2 separate regions of the Homo sapiens genome follow, and region 2 is linked to region 1. Evidence: read pairs that join two places in POLR2A ChIA-PET (ENCODE). Cell type or tissue: GM12878. All regions are shown on one strand. Each heading gives the region's core, and the rest is flanking DNA. Links, peaks and the distances in the headings are about the cores only.

Evidence for each region. ChIA-PET counts read pairs that join two places held together with the same protein. Peaks named below come from ENCODE experiments on the same cell type or tissue, not always from the same donor. Only the 100,000 strongest peaks of a DNase experiment are listed, where the experiment ranks them.
Region 2: POLR2A ChIA-PET joins it to region 1 with 5 read pairs; 2 of 35 experiments call an interaction of 5 or more read pairs at or near these places.

The regions. Positions count from the first base shown.
Region 1 is chr20:35,707,618-35,715,617 of GRCh38, forward strand. RBM39 (RNA binding motif protein 39) reads right to left here. Exons shown (of 17, transcript NM_184234.3): 11 at 6,568-6,772; 12 at 5,402-5,479; 13 at 1,607-1,657. Among named protein-coding and RNA genes, the nearest start is that of ROMO1, 12 kb to the left of the region's middle. In GM12878, for the core only: no CTCF peak of the experiment used is centred there; no DNase peak of the experiment used is centred there; H3K27ac peaks cover 228 bases.
Region 2 is chr20:35,382,592-35,395,417 of GRCh38, forward strand. UQCC1 (ubiquinol-cytochrome c reductase complex assembly factor 1) reads right to left here. Exons shown (of 10, transcript NM_018244.5): 2 at 11,501-11,605; 3 at 1,447-1,542. Among named protein-coding and RNA genes, the nearest start is that of UQCC1, 23 kb to the right of the region's middle. In GM12878, for the core only: no CTCF peak of the experiment used is centred there; no DNase peak of the experiment used is centred there.

The sequences.
Region 1 (8,000 bases), core at 1-8,000:
TTTCTGCCCACGAAGTTTTTTAAATCTACAAATTATTAAAGAATTAAGACATATAAAATCATCCAAGTGTTTAAAGACAATGTCCTAGAAAAATAAATCCTATTAACAATCCTATTAAAAATAAATCCTATTAATAAATCAAATGTTTTAAAAATGTTTTCGCACAATAAAAGAACACTGAAAAGAGCAGCATATATGTGTAATATCCACTACTACCAAAACATACTGGGGTTTGAAGTTTAAAGAGCATTTTCCAAGACAGTTGCTCCAATGCTTTCACGTGATTTACAAAAATATTACCAGTAGCTGTTACAGAACTCACCGTAATCATATTATCTGACCAAATTTCATTCCAAAACATAATAACAAACAAAGCTAAGGATAAAACAGTGCATTAGAAATTATGGTAATTAAAATAAACGATCACTTAAAGTATCAGAAATATTACACCGAGAAATTAGGGCTGTGCATGAAATATATCATAAATGATAACTTTCTGGTAGCATTACAGGTGCTTTAGCTTCTCTGTAACATATAAGTTTTTTCTTTCATAAAGTTTTATTTTAAATAAAACAAAATTTTAATATAACATGTCAAATTCTGCTGGAAAAAAGTTAAAGATTCGAGAGTGTATTATAACTGTGCAAAAATGAAGCTCACTGTGTAGCTTACAGAAGATATGGAAGTATCCTTAAAAAAAACTAGAAAGTCTAAACAGAACTGAGGAAGACTTGATTCTTCCAGTTTCTCAAGTTTAGTATGATTATATACTATGAATACTAAAAAATATTAAGAAAACGTACTATACAAACATTCACGTTCAAGCTAGATCAATGCAGAACACAGTAAATCTAGGAAAATCTTTTAAAAATCTCTTAACAAAACAGCACTGATTAGAAGCATCTTGTTTGTGAAAAAATTTAATTCTTGACTGTGATGGAACATGACATATCTTTCTCATAATCATTTCCCTAAACATTAAGCATACTCCTACAAAAGATATAGAACTTACATTAACAGCAAAATGCTCATGTCAAGCAACAGAGATTTAGTGATAACTAAAAACAAGAAATCATAGCCTACTTAATGAATGGTTTCTCTGAAATGTGCATGTAATTTAAGTATGTATAAACCTCTTATTGCTTGGTACTGGCTTAAATAAATCACTGAGTACTATGTCTTAAGCAAAAAAAGGTGAGTTTTATAGCATGATTCACAACTTTATACTAAGACAACTTCCAGATTCCAGGTTCTAAAATACTTGCCTACTCGTTAATAAGAGAATACTTCATTTCCTGACTTCTATATGCAACTTATCAACACTTAGAACACACAGGTAGGCATAAAACAAAAACAAGGTTGAAAATTTTAAGCAAACTAAAGCAAAAAAAAAAATTGTTATTTTGATTTTTTTTAAGTCCATTAATTTGGGTTAGGTCTTCTGAAATACAGACAGATTACTATGAATATACCACTATGTGTCACTGTGTCAAAATTTGGTCCAAATTACTGGTATAAAAATATGACAATAAATATAGAAAACTGTCTTACTACATTTAATTCTATTTCAAAGACAAAAATAAAAAATATGAACACTTCAACTCACCTTCAGTCTGCTGGGAAAGTCTTGTTTGCAAATCTATAACAAAAGAGAATTCTACAGCTCAGTGCAGGAACAATGAAGAGCCTCAACTAACAGGGTAAATGTCAGGAAAGCATTAATAAAAGAGGACTACAATAGCAGGGTTCATTCAAATGCACTTAGTAAAACCTGGCAGCAAAACCTCCTTCCCCATTCCTCATTGAGAAGGCTTTGGGGCCTTTTTTCCCCCTCTTATCCTGGGAAACTTACTTTTCCCTCTCTCTTCCTAGACTAGACTACTCTTCCACATCTCAAGTGATTTTCACTACACTACTATACAGCTGGGAATAATGGGAAATGGGGAAAGGGAAGCACACCGGTCAGAAAATGAGTGAAAAACCCTGATCTTGAGAATTCAATTCCAAGTACTTGGGAAATGCAAGTATTTATATTTTTAGTGGCCATAGTACTTAACACTTTAAAAGGATATTATAAAATTGTAAATACTGCACATCAAAAAGCTGTAACAGTTTCCATGATTTCCCAATTTAGGAAGAACATCACCATTGGGAAATACACCATTCCAACAGTATGCATATATTATTTTTTTAAGGACTTTTCAAAGATTTAACTTGTCAAATCTAGCCCATAATGGGGCAACTTGATTATTGATTTCCTGGCCTAGTGTAAAAATTTAGCAAGGCAGAAATAAAAATCTCTGGAGTTTTCTTAAAAGCTATGAAGTTTAGGAAAATGAAAACATCTAATCAGTATTAAAAATAAGAGGGATGTGACCAATATATTTTCTCATATAATCGTTAGATTTCTACAGTGGACGCCATCTGAAAGCTGCTACAGAGTGAAACAGTAGCAAGTCTGAACAGTAAGTCTGCCACAGTGCTATAATGCTCTCTTGAAGTTCTTTTTATAGAAATATATGACATCAAAATTTTGATTCAGTAACCTGATTTTCATTAAAATTTGATTCAACTGCAACACTTTATTACCACATATATGGGTTTCTTGCAACATGGGCAAAAATGTACAGGGATCTGCAGCCCAAGTTATATTGGGATAAAATACCTGGGTCCTAGGTGCTCAAAATTGGCATCTCAGGGAGCTGAAGAAATGTAACTGGTGTATACTGAAGGAACTTGAAGATAGGACCATGTGAACAGTGTCAATAAACTTTAAATAATAACAGAATTTGTCTTTTTTTTCCTAAAATGGGAAAAAATGTATAGATATCAGAAATCCATGCTATTTTGTCTACCAACCCAATCATAATTTCAAAAATGATTTGTCATATCATTTGTGACAAAGTGAAAAATAAAGCATGGTTTTCATAAAGATAAGGACTCTAACCTATTTTAGAAAGGGCCTATCAAACTGGCAGAATAAAATAATGTGGATATAGTGATGACCCATCCCTAGTTTCACCCAATAGCTTTAAAAGACTTAGGGGACAAGCACCTCAAACACAGTAAACACTCAACAATTTTATTTCAGCAAGTTATATGTAATATTTTAATGACCACCATCTGGAGAAAAATATCCAGTTACACAGATATTCACCTAAAACATGAGTGTTATTAATGCAGAAGAAATTTATAGCAAGGCTAATAAAACAGAATGATCTTTAAAATCATCTCTACCACCACCAGCACTAAAAAAGGGAATGTAACTAGATACATAGATAAAGGGTAGGGACACTATTGTCAGGAATCCATATGGAGCTTTAGGATTTTAGCTGGCTACATTCAAACAATCTTAATATATACTACACGATGAGAAAGAACCCAAGAGGTACATTCATCCATAATAAAAGAAATAAAGGCTAACGGTAGAACTGATATTTAACAGTGGATAATCTTCAGTTAACTGAAGACATTAAGAGCAAATCAACGTATCTGATACAGCATCCAGGGTGTAAGAAAATTGTCTATAAATGACCCCTTTGTCACTGTATCAATTCCCTGAAGGCAGGAAGAAATCTTTCACCACCCTTTAGTGGAATACCTAGAACATGAACTAAAAATTTTCTTAGTTGTCAAAGAACATTATGAACAATGAGAAGCAATACAGGTAAACAGTTTTCTGGTTAAAAAAAAACCTTTCAAACTGTAATAATAAACTCTAGGTAATGAGTTTACTATCAATTAGAGCAAGTAGCAATCGACAATTACTCACTGTAAAGGATCGAATAGCTAACACTATAAGCTCAAAATAAATTATGTGTTAATCCAATGGAATAAAGATAACTTGAGGAGGGATCAAATGACTGTTAAATACACAAATGCCTTACTGGTTCTGATTCTTGTAAGTATAAACTGGCTTCGCTGTCAGAAATTCTAGGGAGTAACTGCTTGTCAAATTTCAAAATAAGTCATACAATTTATAGAAAGGAAATGAAACCAAATGCAGGTTTTCTAAAGGTACTCACACACTTAAGAACAACCACTAAGAAGGCAAAACAGTGAAAAAATAAATGTAAAAACAAAAGTCGTCTTCTACTTTAATTGAATATTGAGCTTTCAATTTAGAAGAAAATCATGAAGCAACCACAGGACCTCTTCGTACTTTCAGATGTGGTACTACCAGGGTCTAAAATCTATCTTCTCAGTTACAGTCTCACTTCGTATATATATATAAGGTCAAAGGACCAGCCAGGTGAGGGGGCTCATGCCTGTAACCCAGGATTTTGGGAGGTCAAGGCAGGCAGGTCTCTACTAAAAATACAAAAATTAGCTGGGTGTGGTGGGAAATGTCTGTGATCCCAGCTATGTGGGAGGCTGAGGCACCAGAATTCCTTGAACCCAGGAGGAAGAGGTTGAGCCACAGAGTGAGACTCCATCCCCCACCAACAAAATAACAAAAGGTTCTTCTTATGATGTTCTAAAAGCACGTCTTTGACATTTCAAAATTAGATCCTATCCTATCTCCCAGATTTGGGTCAATGTAAAAGTTACAGGTAATTAAGAAATGAGGGCCGAACGCAGTGGCTCACATCTGTAAGCCCAGCACTTTGAGAGGCCAAGGTGGGCAGATCACTTGAGGTAAGGTGTTTAAGACTAGCCTGGCCAACATGGTGAAACCCCATCTCTACTAAAAATATCCCTGCTACTTGGGAGGCTGAGGCACGAGAACTGCTTGAACCCAGGAGGCACAGGTTGCAGTGAGCCGAGACTGCACCACTGCACTCCAGCCTGGGCAACAGAGCAAGTCTACTGTTATCCAAAAAAAAAAAAAAAAAAAAAAAAGGGGGCGGGGGGTTGGGGGGCACAGGGGAATGAGTGTTTTATGAACTAAATCCCTTTATACATAATTGTAAAAACGTCAATTCACCCTTCTTTTCCTGTTGCCTCCAAAAGCTCCACCTCCCAATTCATGATCTTAAATTTTTATGTACTATAAAGAAAAATAACTGTCTCAACACTCTTACTACTACAATAGTTTTAAGTAAAGCTTTTTTAAGTGCCTCTGATATTTTCTAAATTCTAATATTATAAATATTTTTTCGATCAAACAATATACACCTTGTAGTATTCAATAAAACTGATATATTTGAAAATAAACTTATGTCAATGAATTTCGACTAAAAACTGGGGTGCAGGGTTTAAAACTGTCCTGACAACTCATTTTGATGCATGGTTAATTCTACCCTATGTCTCCACTTCCTTAAATAGAAGACTACAAACTAACAGGCTATAAGTACTTGATGAATTGAATTCTCAGTAAGTCCTTTTAAATGTAAAAATTTGGAAAATTTTCGAATTAGATGAAAAAACGATTTAAAATTAGAAAAGATTCAATTCCTACCTGCCACAGCACCAAATGCCAAAGAGCCACTCATCTGTAGAGCTTGCTGTGCTGCTGGCGGAATCTGCAAACCTGTACCTGTAAAAGAATAGTCTTAAAGTTCCTACTATGTTGAGAGCAGAGAAACGAAGTTTCCTGGGTCATTAATATCATGATCACTTCACTAAAATAAATTGCAAGGAGGGCCGAGTGTGGTGGTTGACGCCTGTAACTTAGCTAGCACTCTGGGAGGCCAAGGGAGGTGGTTCACTTAAATCCCAGAGATCGAGACCAACCTGGGCAACAATTGTGAAACTCTCTTTTTTTTTTGAGATGGAGTATCGCTCTTGTTGCACAGGCTCTTGTTGCACAGGCTGGAGTGCAATGGCGCAATCTCGGCTCACTGCAACCTCCCCCTCCCAAGTTCAAGTGATTCTCCTGCCTCAGCCTCCTGAGTAGCTGGGATTACAGGTATGCGCCACCATGACCGGCTAATTTTTTATTTTTAGCAGAGATAGGGTTTCTCCGTGCTGGTCAGGCTGGTCTCGAACTCCTGAACTTAGGTGATCCACCCGCCACAGCCTCCCAAACTGCTGGGATTACAGTTGTAAGCTACCGCACCCGGCAGAAACCCCATCTCTTAAAAACAACCAACCAACCAACCAACACAAAAAAAAAAAAAAAAAAAAAAAAAAAAAAACCACCACAGAAATTAGCCAGGCGTGGTGGTGGTTGTTTGCAACTGTTAGTCCCAGCTATTTAGAGATTAGGGTGGGAGGATGGCTTCAGCCAAAGAGGCAGAGGTTGCGGTGAGCCAGGATCGCACAACTGCACTCCAAATTGGGCAACAGAGCCAGACCCTGCATCAAAAAATAAGAAATTACAAAAAGAAAAACTTGTAACATTATAATAGCTGCAACTAAATTTATTCCTAAGTATGACATATAAACACTACATAAAGGAAAAGAAATCTTGCAACTTATACTGTGGCATTCAAAACACATAATATAGATTTCCATACATTAATACAAGGCACATCATCTATAAAATAATATGCAGTGTGACCAAGGATAACGCCAACTACAAAATAAGATAAAATCTTTTTCCCTTTCTTAGTTTACATGGCTACCTTTCTTTTCCACTACAATACCCACAGTAAATCATTCGTAATAGCAAGAAACACTTACCCTCTGCAAGTCTTGCCATTAACTGAAGACGACCAGTTGTTCCCAAATCAATTCCAGTCCTTTCCAGTTCATCACTGTCCAAAAATGAACTAGCACTCGAAGCATCAGTACGTTCAGTAACATGACCAACTTTCATTGGTCTTCCTGCTAGTTCAAATCCATTAAGTTGTTCCAAAGCCTTTTTGGCACATTCTGAGTCAGAAAACTACATGATAGGGGAGGCAAGGACAGGAGACAGTGCTTTAATTTTTAAAATACAAACTATACTTAAAAATATATTTATATTTTTAGCATATTCAATAATTACTTCTGAATACTAAGGTAGAAACTGCAAGCTGTAAGTAGCAAACACAACATACATGATGACGACGCTAGCTAACGCAAATTAGGCTTGTTGATGTGGTAGTTTAAATAAAAGATATTACAAGTAATGACAGCTTTATATTTGAGAACATGGGGATTGTGGTTAGAAAATGTGAAAACTGGCTGGGTGCAGTGGCTCACACCTGTAATCTCAACACTTGGAGAGGCCGAGGCAGGCAGACCACCTGAGGTAGAATTTAGTACTTTTCTAACAAAAATGTGCCCAGGGACAAAATAGTCAATATAATCCTCATATATAAAACATAAATACTTCATACACAAGCAAATAAATACATAACTTGATATAAATTACATATATATAAAATTTTGGTTTACACATATACCCACAATGGCTTATCTGGAGAAAAAGAAAAGGTGGAAAATATCCACACTAAAGTTACTAGAATAAAAAAATAAAATTGGTGAGCTATGTTTCATAAATTTTCTCCTTTCACCAGTTCATTGACGTACGTAACAGCCTAATGACCAGTAAGTTAAACAGATTTGCTATCAACATAGCAACAGGCTTACATTTTATTGAAATGTAGATATAAGCTAACAATTTTAATTTCCTGATAGAGATATACAGTGTACTTTTAAAAATACTATGTTTCCAGGACCTTAAAAGGTTACAGAGCTCACACATCTGAAAAAAGTTCCACCATGGATGAGTTTCATATACATGAGTGGCACCATCTCGGCTCATTGCAACCTCTGCCTCCTAGGTTTAGGCAATTCTTCCTCATCCTCCCTAGATGCTAGGATTATAGGCGCCCGCCACCACGCCCGGTTAATTTTTTATATTTTTAGTAGAGACAAGGTTGCACCATGTTGGCCAGGATGGTCTTGATCTCCTGACCTCAGGTGATCTACCGCTCTCAGCCTCCCAAAGTGCTGGCATCACAGGCGTGAGCCACCACACACAGCCCAAAAACACTTTTGACAAGACAATTCTGGTCTTGGTTGTGAGGTATGTACATTAAAAAAAGGATCTTTAGTAAAAAAGAATCGTTAACAGACCTTCATTTATTTAACTGTTAAGAATGTGTCAAAAGGTTATCAGAGATGAA
Region 2 (12,826 bases), core at 2,021-10,020, 320 kb before region 1:
AAGCTCCGCCTCCCGGGTTCCCGCCATTCTCCTGCCTCAGCCTCCCGAGTAGCTGGGACAGGCACCCACCACCACGCCCGGCTAATTTTTTTGTATTTTTAATAGAGATGGAGTTTCACCGTGTTAGCCAGGATGGTCTAGATCTCCTGACCGCATGATCTGCCCGCCTCGGCCTCCCAAAGTGCTGGGATTACAGGCGTGAGCCACCGCGCCCGGCCTAATTTTCATTTTTTTAAGCATCTTATCATTCAGTGAAAACACATTTGGAACTGTACCTAATAGATGCCCTCCAAATTTCAGAGCAAGACATGCCTACCTCATTGACTGTATGTCTATTAACCCATATCTAGCAGATGACAGATGTGGGGTATTAGAATAAAAGTTCTATCAAAAAGAAGACTTTTAAAAGGAAATCTTGACCCCCATCTCCCAAGAACAATTCTGAGAAGTAAAACATTCTATGCTTATTGATGTAATAGGAAAAGGAAAAAAAAATACTGCCTGAAAGCAGTCAAAAGTCATTCAAAACTGCAATCAAGCACTGAATGTTTTTAAACTCTTGCATTTTTTAGTAAAGGTATCACAAATTTTATTAATGACTACAGAGTCTTGTAGTTTGCAAATAACCTCCAAGGAAAGTCTGTTCTAATGTTAACCCTCTCCAAGCAAAGGCAAGCTATCTAACCAATAAAAAATTATCCAAAAGTTAAATATCACTTTATTTTTAACATGTAAAAAATTCATATGTTTTCCTCTTAAGTGTTTTCCAGACACAACAATGGAAGAAACATAGGACATAGCCTCAGAAGGCTTAGGTCCAAATATTCAGGCTGGCATGGTGGCTCACACCTATAATCTCAGTAATCCCAGTACTTTGGGAGGCCGAGGTGGGAGGATCACCTAAGCCCAGGAGTTCAAGGCAGTAGTGAGCCATGATCATGCCACTGCACTCCACCAGGGTAACAGAGCAAGACCTCATCTGTTAAAAAAAATTTTAAAAACAATCCCAGCACTTAGGGAGGCTGAGGCAGGAGGATCGCTTGAAGCCAGGAGTTTGAGACCAACCTAGGTAACAAAACGAGACCCTGGTCTCTACAAAAATTTAAAAATTGGCAGTACACAGTGGTGCATGACTGTAAGTCTCAGCTATTCAGAAGGCTGAGGCAGGAGGATAGCTCGAGCTTGGGAGTTCGAGACTACAGTCAGCTATGAAGGCACCACTCTACTCTAGCCTGGGTGACAGAGCAAGACCTTGTCCCTGAAAAAAAAAAATTCATTTTGTCTGCCACTTACTTACCATCCTTGTGACCTTGGGCAAGTCACTTTACCCCCTGAGCCTCACCTTCTGCATTCGCTAAAACTCACCTAGCTAACAATTTTGTTGAGATCCAAAGAACACCTGTGTGAAAGCACTCTATAAACACAGAATGCACTGATAATTCTCACCTTACGTGTGGTGTGATACTTCCTATTCAGCTGTATGTCTATTCCAGGAATCTGTTCTGATCCACCACATGCTCGGGACTGGCTCATCTGGGGCCACTGAAGAATAAAAACACAGATCTATGCAACACTGAGCACTTACAGGGTTAATCTGAACAGAGCTGTTTCAAAGTAAAGACTATAGGATCTTTCCAACCTTACTTAGCCCACTTCCCCGTGATCAGCTCACCAGGAAGACCCAAGATCAGCACCTAGAAGGGTGTCTAGTACATGGTAGATGCCCAAGAAATATCTGTTGAATACCTGAAGAAATAAAAGAATTTGGGCCAGGCACAATAGCTCACACCTGTAATTCCAACACTTTGGGAGGTCAAGGTGAGAGGATTGCTTGAGGCCAGAGTTTAAGACTCAGCCTGGGGAACATAGCAAGACTCTATTTCTACAAATTTTTTTTTAATTGGCTGGGTGTGGTGGTGCATGCCTATAGTCTTAAGCTGCTTGGGAGGCTGAGGTGGGAGGATCACTTGAGCCCAGAAGATCGAGGCTGCAGGGAGCTATCATCACACCACTGCACTTCAACCTGGGCGACTCAGCAAGAGCAAGACCCTGTCTGTAAAAAAAAAAAAAAAGAGAGAGAGAGAGTGAATTCAAAGGCCAGGTGGCGTGGCTCACACCTGTAATCCCAGCACTTTGGGAGGCCGAGGTGGATGGATCACTTGAGGTCAGGAGTTTGAGAGCCTGGCCAATATGGTGAAACCCCATCTCTACTAAAAATACAAAAAATTAGCCAGGTGTGGTGGCACATGCCTGTAATCCCAGTTACTCAGGAGGCTGAGGCAGGAGAATAGCTTGAACTGAGGAGGCAAAGGTTGCAGTGAACCAATATCATGCCACTGCACTCCAGCCTGGGCAACACAGCAAGAATCGGTCTCAAAAAAAAAAAAAAAAAAAAAAAAAAAGAATTCAGCCCTGGAAACCTGGAACTACATCTAAGTCAATTCTAGGAAACAGAACTGTAGTATCTATCTATTTAAATATGGGCAGCAGTGCCGTATATGGGGAAAAAAATAAAGACACCAGCCACTTTTAGGTTTAAAACCTGCTTCTGTCGCCTACGACAAGCTCAGTGGCCATGGAAAACTTACTGAACCTCAGTTGCAGTAAGGATGAAAGAAGGTAAGATATATAAAGTGCCTTTCACAAAATAGGCACTCAATAAATAGCAGAAGTTTCCATCATCACTATCATCACCAGCATTATTGTTTGGATCACAATCGCCACCTTTTTCATGTTCACATTGCATTTAAAAACAATTTGGCAATAAAATAGCCGTTATTATGTGCCAGATACTATACAGAATGAAAACTGGGAGGAAAGTCCATTAAGGAGATGGTTAATGAAAGTTCAGTCACTCAGTGGAAAATCAGGTATCCATTGAGGGTTTTTTGTTTTGTTTTTGTTGTTGTTGTTTTGTTTTTGTTTTTTGAGACAAGGTCTGGCTCTATGGCCCAGGCTGGAGTGCAGTGGTGCAATCTCAGCTGACTGCAACCTCCACCTCCCCGGCTCAAGCAATTCTCCTGCCTCAGCCTCCTGAGTTGCTGGGACTACAGGCATCTGTCATCACACCCTGCTGATTTTTGTATTTTTGTAGAGACAGTGTCTCCATATGTTGCCCAGGCTGGCCTCAAACTCCTGGGCTCAAGTGAGTGATCTTCCTGCCTTGAACTCCCAAAATGCCTTGAACTCCCAAAATGGGACTACAGGCATGAGCCTGGGTGCCTGGCTGGGATTTTTTTTTTTTTAAATAGACTTTTTTTTTTTTTTTTAACAGCAGTTTTAGGCTCATAGCAAAACTTCCTGGAAAGGGCAGAGTTCCCACATACCCCTTCCCCCACATGCACAGCCTCCCCCGCCATCAACATCCCATACCAGAGTGGTGCATTTGATACAAAGAACAAACCTACACTGACACATCATCATCACTCAGACTGCACGGTTTACTCAGAGATTATTATTATTGTTAACAACATGAAAAATGTTAAATGCTTATAATATGTATAAAATTATAGGTAAAACATGACTGCGTAGACTGCATATGGGCAAGTTTAGAAAGAACACACAAGAAACCAAAGAGTTATTTTGTTAAGTTAGAATTATGGATAAATTTAAGAATCTATAGCCAAAATAATTCTGGCAAAAAAAAAAAAATCTAGTTTCCAAACTCTCACTAATGCTATATTACCTTTACAATAAAAAAGGGTGAGAGGGAGCAGGAAGAGGGCTGACTCTTCAATTCTGGTTTATTCCAAGAAGAAATGGAACACATGGAATGAAAATGATTTTTTTTCTTTAACCCTAACGAAGAAAAAATAGAATTTCTAATTGTGGAATGTTACTATTTACTTTTCTTTCCAAACGAGGATATTAAAAAATTAGTCAGGATTCTTCTGGTCAGTCCCAAGGACACTTAGGCTTTAATTCATAAGTATCAAGCAGGCTTTGTAAAACACAGACTAAACACAGAACACCTCCCCATTACATCACATACATCAATGCAATGGTCCACCTAAAACACAAAGCACTTAAACTGGTTCAAAGAACACAGCCAACAGCAGTTTCCACAAGCTGTGCTTTGGGCTGGGTCCTCTTCTATTAGGTTCTATTAGATCCTTCTTTTTCCTCACAGCTCTAGGAGTAACCAGTAGATTCCTTCTGTGGCTGTCCTACCATCTACTGTATTTCTATCCTACCATTAGCTAACATTTCACACTATATTGAACTACTAAAGTACCTATGTATCTAGTATCAAGGACATCTAGTTTCTCCACACCTACACACTTATAAACACACACATTTACTTTTTTGTACTACCCACTCTTGTCCTTGCACTTCCCGCAAAAAATTCACTCGACCCTTAAAGACCTCAATTTTTCCTTTGCTTAGATTAGAAAATATCAATAGGCTGGGCGTGGTGGCTGACGCCTGTAATCCCAACACTTTGGGAGGCCGAGGCGGGAGGGTTGCCTGAGTCCAGGAGTTAGAGACCAGCCTGGGCAACATGGCAAACCACCATCTCTACCCCCCTCCAAAAAAAAACAAAAATTAGCCAGGCATGGTGGTGTGTGCCTGTAATCCCAGCTACTCAGGAGGCTGAGGCAGGAGAATCGTTTGAACCCAGAAGGCGGAGGTTACAGTGAGCCAAGATCATGCCACTGCACTCCAGCCTGGGTGACAGAGCAAGGCTCTGTCTCAAAAAATAAAAATAAAAAATAAAAAAACAAGAATGACAGAGGCAGAGAAGTAGAAAGGGGGTGCTGGGACAAACTCAAGCGATTCTTGAATACCATGGGCGTGTGTGTCTGCTCCTTTTAGCAACTATAAGCTCCAGGGCACAGCCCATCTTATATGTCTGTCATTTTCTGTCCCAATACTCAACACCATTCTGGGCATGAAGTCATTACTCAATAAAAACTAGGTGGATTTTTTTTTTTTTTCAAAGAGGACAACTTTGGAGAACGTCCAAAAAAAGAACCACAGGAATGATCAAAGGGATGAATAAAAGGTCCTAGTGGAAAGGTCAAAAGGAATTTAGGCTGTTTAGCTTGGAGAAAAGGCAACTGAAGAACTAAAGAGTAACTCAGAATAACAACACTTGAGCTGGAAGAAATCTCAGAGATATTCTGGTCCAACCTTTTCACTTCACAGATGAGGAAACTAAGACAAAGGGAGAGGTTGCAATTTGGTAAAGGTAATTTTAGGACAACTTTTTTTTTTTTTTTTAAGTTTCATTTCATACAGTGAGGAGAAAACTTTCCCAAGCAACAGGAACATAAATAGCAACAAAAATAGCAATTGCAACTTACTGAAGATCTCCTGTATGTCTAGTACCTACCTACATGCTTGGTGTTTTACTTATGTTATCTCACAACAATCTTATAAAGTATATTTTCCTATTTTTTTTTTTTTTGAGACGGAGTCTCGCTGTGCCCAGGCTGGAATGCGGTGGCATGATCTCGGCTCACTACAACCTCCACCTCCTGGGTTCAAGCAACTCTCCTGCCTCAGCCTCCCAAATAGCTGGGATTACAGACGTGTGCCACCACGCCAGCTAATTTTTTTATTTTTTTAGTAGAGACAGGGTTTGACCACATTGGCCACCCTGGTCTCAAACTCCTGACCTCAAGTGATCAGCCCACCTTAGCCTCCCAAAGTGCTGGTATTACAGGCATGAGCCACCACACCTGCCCCTTCTATTTCTTTTTTTCTTTTTTTTTGAGACAGGGTCTTGCTCTGTCACCCAGGCTGGAGTACAGTGGTGTGGTCATGGGTCACTGCAACTTTGACCCCCCCAGACTCAAGGGATCCTCCTGCCTCAGCCTCCTGAGTACCTGGGAACACAGAGATCCAGCTATTCCGGATTTTTTGTAGAGATAGGGTCTTGCTATGTTACTCAGGCTGGTCTCAAATTCCTGGCCTCAAACAATCCTCCCACCTTGGCCTCCAGAAGTGCTGAGATTACAGGCATGAGCCACTGTGCCCGGACTATTTTTTCCTGTTTTAGAAATTAGAACACAAAGGCTCAAAGAAGTAAAGTTCATTAAAGACTAGGATATATACTCAAAGCTATGTTCTGTCCGCTATATCAAGCTGCCTTCAAAAGTCTGAGTAGAGTTCAACAACACAGGCTCATGCACACTTAATACCCAGATCTTGATTTCTAAATACTGCTCTCCAATAGAAGGAATCGGGGCTGGGTGCGGTGGCTCATGCCTGTAATCCCAATACTTTGGGAGGCTGAGGCGGGAGGATCACCTGAGGTCAGGAGTTCAAGGCTAACCTGGCCAACATGGTGAAACCCCTTCTCTACTAAAAAATATAAAAATTAGCTGGGCGTGGTGTGTGCGCCTGTAGTCCCCAGCTACTCGGGAGGCTGAGGCAGGACAGTCACTTGAACCTGGGAGGTGGAGGTTGCAGTGAGCCAAGATCGCACCACTGCACTCCCACCTGGGCAACAGAGTGAGACTCCATCTAAAAATAAAAAATAAAAAAAATAAAAAAATAAAATCAGGACTCCTTGGAGTAATGTTTGAATCTAGGGCCAGGGCAAAGAAAATACAGCATGAACCTGAAACATCTTGTGGTGCCAGCAATTAAGAGAGTATTCAAAAAATGATGGGGGGCATGTAGAAAGGCGTTCCCAATAGCCCAAGCTGGGACAATCTAATCAACAAAATAACTAATTGGAAAATGAATTATAAGCCGGGTGCTTATAATTTGCACCTCTCTTTGGGAGACCGAGGCGCATAGATCACAAGGTCAGGAGATGAAGGCCATCCTGGCCAACACGGTGAAACCCCATCTCTACTAAAAATACAAAAATTAGCTGGGCGTGGTGAGCTCGCACCTGTAATCAAGCTATTCAGGAGGCTGAGGCAGGAGAATCACTTGAACCCGGGAGGCGGAGGTTGCAGTGAGCCAAGATCTCGCCACTGCACTCCAGCCTGAGTGAGAGAGTGAGACTCCGTCTCAAAAAAAAAAGAAAAGAAAAGAAAAGAAAATGAATTATAACTCAGAAGAAAATAAATATCCATGAGCTCATACTGGTATAAATAAATAATTGAATAAATAAATAAATGGGGAAGAAGTGACAGCTCTTTCTTACAACAGAGTTCCAGTTAATAAATGTAGGAATGATGGAAATAAAAAATCATTAGACAAACACCACAATAATGATCACTGCAGTGAAGAACCATCAATGCAATTATCATATAATCCATCAATCCTAATTCTGGGTATATATCCAAAAGAATTCAAAGCAGGATCTCTAAGATATTTGTACACTGACATTCACTGCAGCATTATTCACAATAATGTGTGCAAGAGACAGAAGGAACCCAAATGTCCATTGATCCAAATGGATAAAGAAAATATACAATAGAAGAGTACGCAGCCTTAAAAAAAGAAGGAAATCCTGTCATGTGCTACAACATAGATGAACCTTGAGGACATTATGCTAAGTGAAATAAGCATGTGCCAGTTATAAAAGAACAAAAACTGTATGAGTCCACTCACATGAAGTATCCTAAAGTAGTCAAAATCACAGAAACAAGGCCAGGGTGATGGCTCATGCCTGTAATCCCAGTGCTTTGGGAGGCTGAGGCGGGCAGATCACTCGAGGTCAGGAGTTTGAGACCAGCCTGGCCAACACAGTGAAACCCCGTCTCTACTAAAAATACAAAAATTAGCCAGGCGTGGTGGTGAGCACCTGTAATCCCAGCTACTCAGGAGGCTGAGGCAGAAATGCTTGAACCTGGGAGGCGGAGGTTGCAGTGAGCTGAGATTGCACCACTGCATTCCAGCCTGGGCGACAGAGTGAAACTCCGTCTCAAAAAAAAAAAAAAAAATCATAGAAACAGAAAGTAGAAAAGCAGGGTGGGGAGAGAATTAGTGTTTAGCATAGAGTTTTGCAAGATGAAAAAGTTTATAGAGATCTGTTGCAAAACAATGTGAATATGCTTAAATTAACATTACTGAACTGTACACTTATAATGGTTATGACAATAAATTTAATGTTAACATATCATTAAAAAAAACCACCAATGACTGCTAAAATTAGTAAGCAAAAGTATAATGTGAAATGGGTATCTGCACAGTCTCCAAGTATCTCCTGACAAGATACTAATTACAAAGGGAAAATACTAACTTTAGAGTTCAGGAACCTGACAAACACCAATTTAACCAAGTGGCCAAAGTTATAAGACCTACTAGCATTATGTATCCCCTGATATGATGCACTGAGAAGGGAATAACATCATTTTTGCCAAAAATGCATAACCTCAATCTCATTATAAGAAAATATTAGAAAGGCCGGGCTTTCTATATTATAGGTGGTAGCTCACACCTATAATCCCAGCACTTTGAGAGGTCGAGGTGGGCGGATCACCTCGGATCAGGAGTTCAAGACCAGCCTGGCCAACGTGGCAAAACCCCTTCTCTACTAAAAATACAAAAAGTAGCTGGGTGTGGTGGCGGGCACCTGCAATCCCAGTTACTGGGGAGGCTGAGGCAAGACAATCACTTGAACAGGAGGCAGAGGTTGCAGTGAGCCAAGATCGCACCACTGCACTCTAGCATGGGTGACAGAGCAAGACTCTGTCTCAAAAAAATGAATAAAAAATAAAAGAAAATAAAGAAAAAAGAAAAGAAAATATTACACAAACTCAAATTGAGAAACATTCTACAAATAACTGACTAGTACTCTTCAAAAGTGTCTAAATCTTGAGAAGAAAAAGAATAAGAAAATGTGACCAGACACAGTGGCTCATACCTATATTCCCAGCACTTGGGGAGGCCCACAGGGGTGGATCACTTGAGGTCAGGAGTTTGAGACCAGCCTGTTCACCAAATGGTGAAACCCCGTCTCTACTAAAAATACAAAAATCAGCCAGGTGTCATGGCACATACTTGTAATCCCAGCTACTTGGGAGGCTGAGGTGGGAGGATCGCTTGAACCCAGGAGGTGGAGGTTGCAGTGAGCAAGATAGTGCCACTGCCAAGATAGTGTCATCCACCCTGGACGACAGAGTGGGACTCTGTCTTAAAAAAAAAAAAATGAAAATTTAACAGATTGGAGACGACTAAGAATATATGACAACTGGATTTGTTATCGCAGATCAAAAAAGGACATTCATAAAAAAAAAAATTGACAAAATTGGAACAAATAGACTAATTAATAGTATTATTTCAATGTTAATTTCCTGGTTTCAGTAATTGCACCATGGTTATGTAAGAGGTTAACATTAGGGGAAGCCAGATGAAGGCTATTTGGGAATGCTACTACTTTTACAACTCTTACATAAGTCTAAAATTATTTCAAAATTTAAAAAATATTTTTAAGTAGACAGAACTTCAAGAGGCTAATTAAGACAAAGCTGAAAGTATGTCTCTAGCTCTTTGAAAACAATAATAGGATTACAGCACTGGACATTACCTTACAGATACCTGATACTACCACTCATCGAAGGAAGGATTCCTTTATGTCAGGCCCTTGACATACATTCATCCTACCACTGCCTGAATATTTCCAGTAAGAGTAAATTTACTATGTGAAAACGCAGCTCACACATCCCATTATGCACAATTCTAATTAACAAAACTCTTTCTCATTCTGAGCCAAATCTTCCTCCCTGTGAGACATGTACCTGAGGATGCCATTCTGAAGCAGAAGTTTCCAACCAGGGGACCTCAAAGATAGGAAGATACTCCAGTAAGTTACAGTCGATACGACAAAAGGTCCAGTTGATTTACAATGACTAAAATTACATCTGGTCAGCATGAGATAAACCACCCTCAGTTATTTACATAAATGCTTTGCTATAATGTTGTCCCAGAGCCTAATACAGTACCCGGTACTTATTAGGTGCTCAAGAAACGTTTACTGACCCAAAGAGTAGGGCACAAGTCAGAGATTCATATAATGAGTTATTTTCCCCTACCATCTACACACATACAAATAACAAATACTATTAAAAATTTGTACAAAAAGTAACAGAACACAGCCCAAGCTCTGAAAAGAAATACCTGCATAACTACCCAAAGTAGACGCCTCTTCTGCACAGGCATATTCTCCATTCATTCAACATATACTTAGTGACTACTCTGTGCCAGGCATAGTGAAAAGACCAGGAAATACAAGAAAAAAGCAAGATGTCCTCAGAAGGGCAGGGCTTACACATTAATTGGAGGGAATTTTTAAGTAGATTATATATGTTACATAAATTATATAATATATATAATTACATATAGCAAACATATTTTTAATTGCATCGAATACGAAAAAGAAAGTTAATGACTACAGATAAAAATCATAAATTGGTAAGAAAAATGAGTTCCCAATAGATGAATGGAGAAATGCCATAAGCATACAATTTTCACAAACTGAAAAACAACTGATCAATACAGAAAAAATACATAACCCTGAGAGCTAAACAAAGAAATACAAGGTAAAACAAGGTAACATTTCTTACCCAATTTATTTAAGTTAAAAAAAACTCAACTTGAGAGAGGTAATAATGAAAAACTACTTATACATACATTGCTGGTGGCAGCATAAATTAAAACAACCTTTTGAAGAGGCAAACTGTTCATACTCTGACCCAAGGTATGCCTTCCTAGGAATTATTAATAAGTAATTAAAAGTAAGAAAAAATATGTGCTAAGACAATGGTAAGAAAATTAAAGCTTATAATGGCAAAAAAAAGGAAATGATTTTCATATCAAAGGCTAAGTAAATAAAATATTATATGGTCATTAAATTTTTAATTACAAAGTCTATCAAAACAATATGAATAATGTCCACTCTAATAAGTGAAAAGGTACCAGAATATAAACTTCTGTGGACATTTGTTAGGGTACTTCAGGAATAACATTACATATACATACACACACACACACACACAAACACACACAAACACACACACACACACACACACACACACACAGGCTGAAAAAGAACCAGCAGAGATAAAATACTGACGTTTTCAGATTTGAAGTCATAGATGATTTATTTCCCTTATTACTAAATTATTTGTATTATTAACAAAAATCAGGAGGGACACAAGGTCCAAGGTAAACTACATTATAATGATTAGGTGGTCAATGGTAAATGAATACCTCAAATAATTGTTTCTTGGATTTTATATTCATATAAAGGAAAAAGAAATAATTATCACGCCCAAATAAAAGTAGCACAAGATGGCCACAAAAAGAAAATTGAAAAAGGTTAACTCGGAGATGAATATCTGGAAAAATTCCCTAACAGTAAAAATCATCAGACTGTAGCATGGTATCCTAGGCTAAGTTCCACTGCTAGGGTATTTAGAAGCAACGCCCTAGACACCATACTTTAGGAATCAGTCCTAAGTTGGCACCACAGAGACCCAGAGTGGTCTCATGAGGTTTTTCCATCACACAATTTGGTTGGCTAATCTATAAATACATGACATTTGCACATAAACACTAAGGTTTTCATACTAAGCAAAAGAACAACAAATCTTACCTGGGAAGTGCGAGACAGAGCCCTGTCCCCCTGTCCTTGGGTAGGAGACACAGGTATCAATCGGCTGCATACTGGAACCCACTGAGAAATGCTAGTCTGGTTCCTCTAAAGAAAGAAAATAATAATCTGTCAGGAATCTAAATCATACTCCCTACATGGAAGGCAAAGAGTGTACCTGTGATACTGTAATATAATTAGAAATATATATTTGGCCTTCATCTCTAGTTCCTGGCACAGAGCTCCTAAAACCCTTGGAATTTCTGAGTGAGGGGGGTGTCTGTAACTCATAATAAGCCCCTTTCAACCATACCTGAGTTTATGCTAATGAGGTGATTCATGCAGGATGGAGGCTGGTTGCCAGAGAAACCTACCACAGGAGTAGAGGGTTGGAACTCAGCCCCAACTCCTCAAGGCATCCCCACCTCCAGGAGAGGAGAGGGATTAGAGACTGAGCCAATCACTGGTACCCAGTGATTTAATCAATCATGCCAACAATAAGCCTCCACAAAAATTCTAAATGACAGAGTTCAGAGAACTTCCGGTAAAGATGAAAAACTCTTTTTTCTATACTCAACACTCCACTTCTGATACCAAATGTGCAGGGGCAAGGGGTCTCCATACCAAGCAATTCTCTAGTTCTCTGCAGACACCAACTGGGTGTCCTACAATTTAACTTAATTCTTAAACTAACTGCCTGGAGTTAGCAGAGACCTCACAGCACCATCCAACAGGACTGTCCCCCACTTCAGACTCCCATCACAAGTAGTGGGTCCCCAGGTTACTCACACTTTTGTCCAACTTGTCCATACATTGGGGGTTCCCACAGCTGCCTCCTCAGATTCAATAATTTGCTAGCATGGCTCAACTCGGGGAGGCACTTCACTTACTTTTATCAGTTTATTATAAGGGATACACCTCAGGAACAGCCAAATGGAAGCGATGCAAAAGACAGGGTACGGGGTGGGAGCTTGCTCTCCGGGTGTGCCACCCTCCCTACACTTTGATGTGTTTACTAACCTAGAAGCTCTCCAAACCCAGGGATTTCTATGGAGGCTTCATTACGTAGACATGATTGATTATCACTGATCACTGGTGATCAGCTCAATCTCCAGCCCCTCTCCCCTTCCAAAAGTCAGGGAGGAGTGGGAGAAGCTACAAGTTCCAACCTTCTACACACATATTTGTTCCTCTAGCAACCAGCCTCTACCCTCCAAGAGTCACCTTATTAACATAAACTCACTGCCGGTCATAGCAGCTCATGCCTTCACTCCTATTATCTCAGCACTTTTGAGAGGCTGAAGCAGGATTACTTGAAGCCAGGAGGTC